2 separate regions of the Homo sapiens genome follow, and region 2 is linked to region 1. A link is a loop called in an ENCODE intact Hi-C map of the cell type or tissue named here. Cell type or tissue: mammary epithelial cell. All regions are shown on one strand. Each heading gives the region's core, and the rest is flanking DNA. Links, peaks and the distances in the headings are about the cores only. Region 1 overlaps IGFBP-AS1 (IGFBP5 antisense RNA 1). Region 2 overlaps LOC105373873 (a long non-coding RNA gene).

What was found. Peaks named below come from ENCODE experiments on the same cell type or tissue, not always from the same donor. Only the 100,000 strongest peaks of a DNase experiment are listed, where the experiment ranks them.
Region 2: a loop joins it to region 1, with 4 times the contacts of the local background. A loop is called at or near these places in 31 of 110 quality-filtered maps.

Annotation. Positions count from the first base shown.
Region 1 is chr2:216,697,389-216,700,308 of GRCh38, forward strand. The region is part of intron 1 of IGFBP-AS1 (IGFBP5 antisense RNA 1); the gene reads left to right. Among named protein-coding and RNA genes, the nearest start is that of IGFBP5, 3.3 kb to the left of the region's middle. RefSeq lists a silencer at 1,538-1,617. In mammary epithelial cell, for the core only: a CTCF peak has its summit at 1,627; no DNase peak of the experiment used is centred there.
Region 2 is chr2:217,057,981-217,060,900 of GRCh38, forward strand. LOC105373873 (a long non-coding RNA gene) reads right to left here. Exons shown (of 4, transcript XR_923877.3): 4 at 2,542-2,920. Among named protein-coding and RNA genes, the nearest start is that of TESHL, 190 kb to the left of the region's middle. RefSeq lists an enhancer at 1,226-1,520. In mammary epithelial cell, for the core only: a CTCF peak has its summit at 1,601; no DNase peak of the experiment used is centred there.

The sequences.
Region 1 (2,920 bases), core at 305-2,804:
ACACCCTTAGCAGCTCAGCCTGCCTCAGGCACACTGGTAGCTTTTAAGATGATTGGGGGAAATTGTGGTACTCCTTCCAAAGAAACATGAGTTGCCTCGTTCCAGTCACCCTGTATTCTGAGAGAGATGGCCTCTAGTGACACCTCTTTTTGTGTAGCCGACTTCCAATGGCTGGATAATACAATATGTGAAGACAGGTAAAAGGAGGGGGGATCATTCACAGAAAAGATAAAAAGGGTAGAGAGAAGGGGGGAGGAGAATGTGGTGGGAGCCGGACCCTGGGGCAGAGCAGTACAGGGGCCATGGAGAGAGGTTACTCTGCAAGACTGTAAATGTTAAGCAGCTATTCTTTTTTTTTTTTTTTAATACTTTAAGTTCTAGGGTACATGTGCACAATGTGCAGGTTTGTTACATATGTATACATGTGCTGTGTTGGTGTGCTAAGCAGCCATTCTTTATCTCCACTTAGAAATGGGCTTAGGTTATAAGGGATTCAGACACTGGAGCTGTTGTCCAAGAGACCCTGGGATAGGCTTCCCGAGAGGGCATGAGAGAAAGAAGAATTCTCAGTAGCCTGGGATTGTCTATAGTAATTTCATCCAAAGATGGAGGACTGGCCAGATGGGTGTTGTTTCTGAGTCCATAATTAACATATGACAATGGAGTGGGAAGGTGTTGGTGTTGTTACTGCAGGATACGGGATTATGGAGGATGCCTATGAGCCTTACTTGATTCCATTTTCCCCTTCCCTCCATTCTGGAGGTCTAGATCTGTTCACAATCACCTTTAGAAAATTGCTTGTAGAAAAAAAAAATAGTTTGCATCAACCAGGGTAATTGGGAGGGGATCATTAATTCCTGCCAGATACAAATGTTCCCTTCCTAGAGACCCCCCTGTGCTGCCGGCTTGCTTTCGCTGTCATGGGCTTCCCAACTCTGGCATAGACTAGCTTCTATACCTGTCAACTGCATCTTTTTCGGGGAAGTAGTATTTAAATATCAACCACTTGTGTCCCGTTTCCCCGGAGATCACTCCTCCTCTTTCCTTTAAAAGATTAACTGCTTATCAAAGCCAGCTTTCAAGAAATGCAGCGGAGTGAAAGATTTATGATCTTTTATCTGGATAACTTTTCAAAGGATAGATAGTGTTTTTATTTTATAAAGCTTCGGATGCCTTGCCTGTGGTCATTTCCTGTGAGTTTCTAAGTGATTTTCAAGGATGATGCCTGATAACACAGTTTGGGAAAGCTAGACTTTTTAGTAGGACACAAAGTATTGTGGATTCTACTGGTTAGAATGGAAAAATGTTAGCTAAGGATCTTGTCTTCATTCTCTTTTCTGTGTCACTCTCACCACTCTCAGACAGGCTTATTTATATAATTTATTCAATTTTTAAAGACCTCATGACATTGACTTCAGTCTCTCCCAGAGGCCAACACACATCAAGAATACTAATGCTGCGGCCATGTTGTCCTGGTCCCAAACTAAGGTACAGTGATGTTCAATAAAGAAAGTGCCCCCTTGTTCAGGTCCTTCCCTAGCTCTGGGAGGTTCAGCAAGACTGAAGTCTGTGTTAAAGAGCAGCATGAGGCAACTTTGTTGTAGTGATATTGCTGAAGGCTAGGTGGCAGGATAGATACATCATTAGAAACACGCCTCCTTTCACGAAGGGAAAGAAGCAGATACTGGTAGAGGTGTTTAACAATGGGGATGGGGCAACGGGAGAAGAAAAAGCATGGATGGAAGGACAGGTACGGACACCCTGTGGGTCCACTTATAGGCCACCCCAGCATCGGCACTGCACTGTTGCCCCAATAGCACCAGGCCAGCCTGAGGTGCAAAACCCTCTGTGTCCCACCAGATGCTGTGTTCATGATTACTTTTCTTTGGAGAAAAGGTATGGCCAGGGTAGGAACTTGATGACTTTGGGTTCATCAAAGGGTGTCCTAAACCTTCTCTGAGGAATAATCAGAAGTGATCTTCAGCCACAATTCATAAAAATTCCCCCTGTTAAATTAAAAAAAGGTAATTATGGCACATTTCAAACATTCAAAGAACAGAAGATAATAGAGCATGTGCCCTCCACTCCCTACACTTATTTGACACATGTTCACTTTTTGCCGTTGTTGTTGAAGATTTTTATTTTTTTTTATTTTTGAGATGGAGTCTTGCTCTGTCTCCCAGGCTGGAGTGCAGTGGCACGGTCTTGGTTCACTGCTACCTCCACCTCCCAGGTTCAAGCGATTCTTCTGCCTCAACATCCCTAGTAGTTGGGACTACAGGTGCGCACCACTGTGCTTGGCTAATTTTTGTATTTTTAGTACAGACAGGGTTTCACCATGTTGGCCAGGCTGGTCTTGAAATCCTGACCTTGTGATCCACCCACCTTGGCCCCCCAAAGTGCTGGGATTACAGTCATGAGCCACCGCGCCCAGCTGAAGATTTTGTTAAAAGAGAAGTAGAGTGGGACAGATAACAGCTCACCTCCCATGCATGCCATCCCCGCATCCTCTTCCCTGGACAGAGGTAGTCAGTGTCCTGAAATAGCTCTGTATCCTTTCTGCACAATATTTTTCTAGGTTTTATGTGTAGTTTCTCATAGAACAGAATTATAGTGATTTTTGAGGGTAAAACCATGTGCTACTTTAGAGTTAATTTTGTAGTGGTGCTTGCAGTGGTGGCAATTTAACTAGAGTCTAAATTGACCCTGAGGCTGGCTGTTAAAGGAGCCGGAGCCAGCTGTGACGCAGAGTGATTTATATCCCGATGTGAGCCGCATATAAGTTAATAGCTGCACGAATTGATGTTAAGGAGGCTTCTGGAGCAGTTCCAGACAGATAGGGCAGAGCAGGGCAGGCTCCATAAATACTGTTTCTGGTTGGAGCCCTTCTGTCTTCTTGGATCATGGGATCTGGCATGTT
Region 2 (2,920 bases), core at 254-2,753, 360 kb after region 1:
TTCCCTAGGAGAGCTACTGATAAGAAACCACTGGCAGCTCCTCATTCACTTCTCCATCATTCACTCTTTTCTCCTTTCTTTTTCCTTAGAGGCATAAACAAGGTGTAGATCATCCTGTTATCCATAATGAAGGAAGATTTTAGGATATTCCAGCTTAGATCCAGGTGTCCCCAGCTTCTATACTCACTCTGAAGAAGTGTACTTTATCTACTCTTTTTACACCATTTATCCCATTTTGGCCATTTCTGAAAGGAAGATCCTAGAAGCCAGGCCTCTTGGAAGAAGTTGGAGCTACAGCATTGATAGGAAAACCTGACACCTAGAAAGGCAAGTCAGTTCTTCCCATGCAGTGGCTTTGGGGACTGTAATTTAACAAAGCTCTTTTTTACTTGTGTAAAGTGATCTCCATTCCACTTTTTTCTTGCACTGATTCTAATTAAGTGGAAGCAATTGTTATCATCATTTAGGATTATAGTTAAAATACCCCTCAAATTGTTTCCATTTGGAATGGGACCTTGTCCCATTCTGCTCTTGCTGAAGGAAGTCTTCATGGAATCACAGGACTCAACAAACATTTCTCATTAAAAATTCTCTCCTTTAGGCAACAGTGGCATAGAAATCCTTATGTTCTACTGTCTGACCCGTATGAGAACAGCGCACTTCTCAATTTATAAAAGAGGCATTTTCCCTCCTCCTGGGAAAAATATTTCTCTTGGTCACTTGAGTCTAGCATCTAAGTCATATAATGCTATTATAGCCTTGTTTTGCTTTTGATTTAGGTCATATCTTCTTTTTCTGATCTTTCTTAAAGTGAAGGGACCATTTGCTATGCTCACAAAAATTCTCAAGGCTGGAACTACAGCATGCTCTGGTTTCTAAGCCATACACATCCAGGTAGAAGGGTCAATTTAATTGCCAATGATCTCAGCCTTTTCTAACACTGTTCCTTAAGTTTCTTTGGCACTGCATGGCAAGCAACTGAGTCATGCATGAAAATTTCTCTTCTAGACAACCCATACCTACAGAGGGAGGATTTGGTTTACTGCAGATGCTGAGTGCTTCTGATGGCACACATTCCTTCTTATTAATATCCCCCTGGCCCATAATGGTTTGTGTGGACAACAGCTACTTCCTTCAAGGGTCCTTTGCTTGGTAAATATATGCCTCCAGGAGCTTTCTGGGTAGAAGCAGTCACAAATCACAGGGGTATCTATGAATGGCACGGCCCATGGAAGGGCTCACACTGTCCTGATTTTTCTACCATAAGAGCTAAAATAAGGGAATAGGCTTCCAGGAAATAAGTCAGATGGGTTGTCTGACTAAGCACAGGGGCAGGGATTGGAGGTGAGATGACAGAGAACAGTCAGCATTGTCTCCGCTTCCGCTCCACCCTGCAGTTCTGAGCTGAACAGATAATTTATCTGTGGCACAACAAAGTATATGACTTGGAAGAATGTTAAAGATCAAGTCCACCTTCTCCTTGTATTATATGGCTCTGAGAGCCAGAGAGGGGAGGTGACCTTCCCAGAATGTGAATGTGGTAGAGCCTAGCTTACAATTCATGTCCAACTTAGGTGTGAAGTTCTATGAGACTATGCTGCCCTCTGCCTCACAATGCTTTCTCCCATGGGAGAGGAGGCTCAGAGGTACAAAGCAGCTGCAGAAAGACTCTCTCAAGCTATTGACTCTTGGATGACAACAATTAATGTTCAACTTGGCTTTACCCCCAACATGCACTGCACAGATGCCTGCAGGTCTACAATGCCGAGACCAAGTTTGGGGGGCATTTCCGCAGCTCTGTCTATTGTCCTCCTTTCCTCTTCTGTGGTCATTCTTCCCAAGGGATAGGCCTAGTCCAGGGTGGAGAAAAACAATTCTTGGTGGTAGGGGCATTGGAATTGTATGGGCAGGGTTCTAGGCCAACTTTGGCCTTTCACAATTCTGCTAAGCATTGAACAGAATTTTCACCCTAATTTCACCTTCCCTTCCATCCCTTCCCTAATTTTGCTAGTGTGTATGGAGTTGATTTGATGAGACCTCGTCTTTTTTTTTTTCTCCCTTGTAACGTGGGCCCTATCTTCAAGCCTATCTTCATAGCCTTTCTTTTCCAGACCTTGCCAAAAAGCAGTAGAAGAGAGGTTACAAAATATAAGAGGAAACCTTAAAACAAACAGGGTAGAACTGGAGGGAATCTTAAATAATGCCTAACCCAACTCCATATTCCACTGATAGGAAACTGAGATCCTGAGACACCATCCAAATTCTGATGTAATCAGCAGAACTTAATATGCCACTTTGAGCACAGAACCAAGTACTTTAGAGGTAAGAGAGGCTATTTGTTTCCAGCACAGGCTGAAACCCACATGAGAAAGTTGGACTTTAAGTGACCATAGTCACATTCTGATAAATTCTAAAATGTCTCTCTCATTTTCTCTGACATCATATTGTCATTTTTCATACCACAAATGTGTTACAGTGAAAACCAGGTATAGGTCAATAGATAGTACCAAGAAAAAGAAAAGTTATCATTCTTTAATGCTCTTTAGTTTGAAAACTTTATTTATTTCTTTATTTTGATGGAGGAGTAGAGTGGGTCAAGCTAAGAGTTGCCTTATAAACCTGTTGTTCTCAGCAAATGAGTCAGCTGAGATAAAAACATTAGTTTCCTTGGCGTGTCAGCATCTCTCCCAAAGGAGGGTATTAGTTCATGGGTTGGCATTGCTATCACAAAGAAGGCTCTGGCAGCACCTGATTGGCTTGGCCAAGCTTTTCCCAGTTGGCGTCTGGGCATCTTCCTAGCAGTGGGTCACTCACCCAGCAGTGATTTGGCCTCCTGTTGACATAAATATGCCTAATTCAAAGCAGAAAGTCAATTTGTTATTTTGCCTAAAGAAATGTAACTACCAAGCAGGCTAGATTT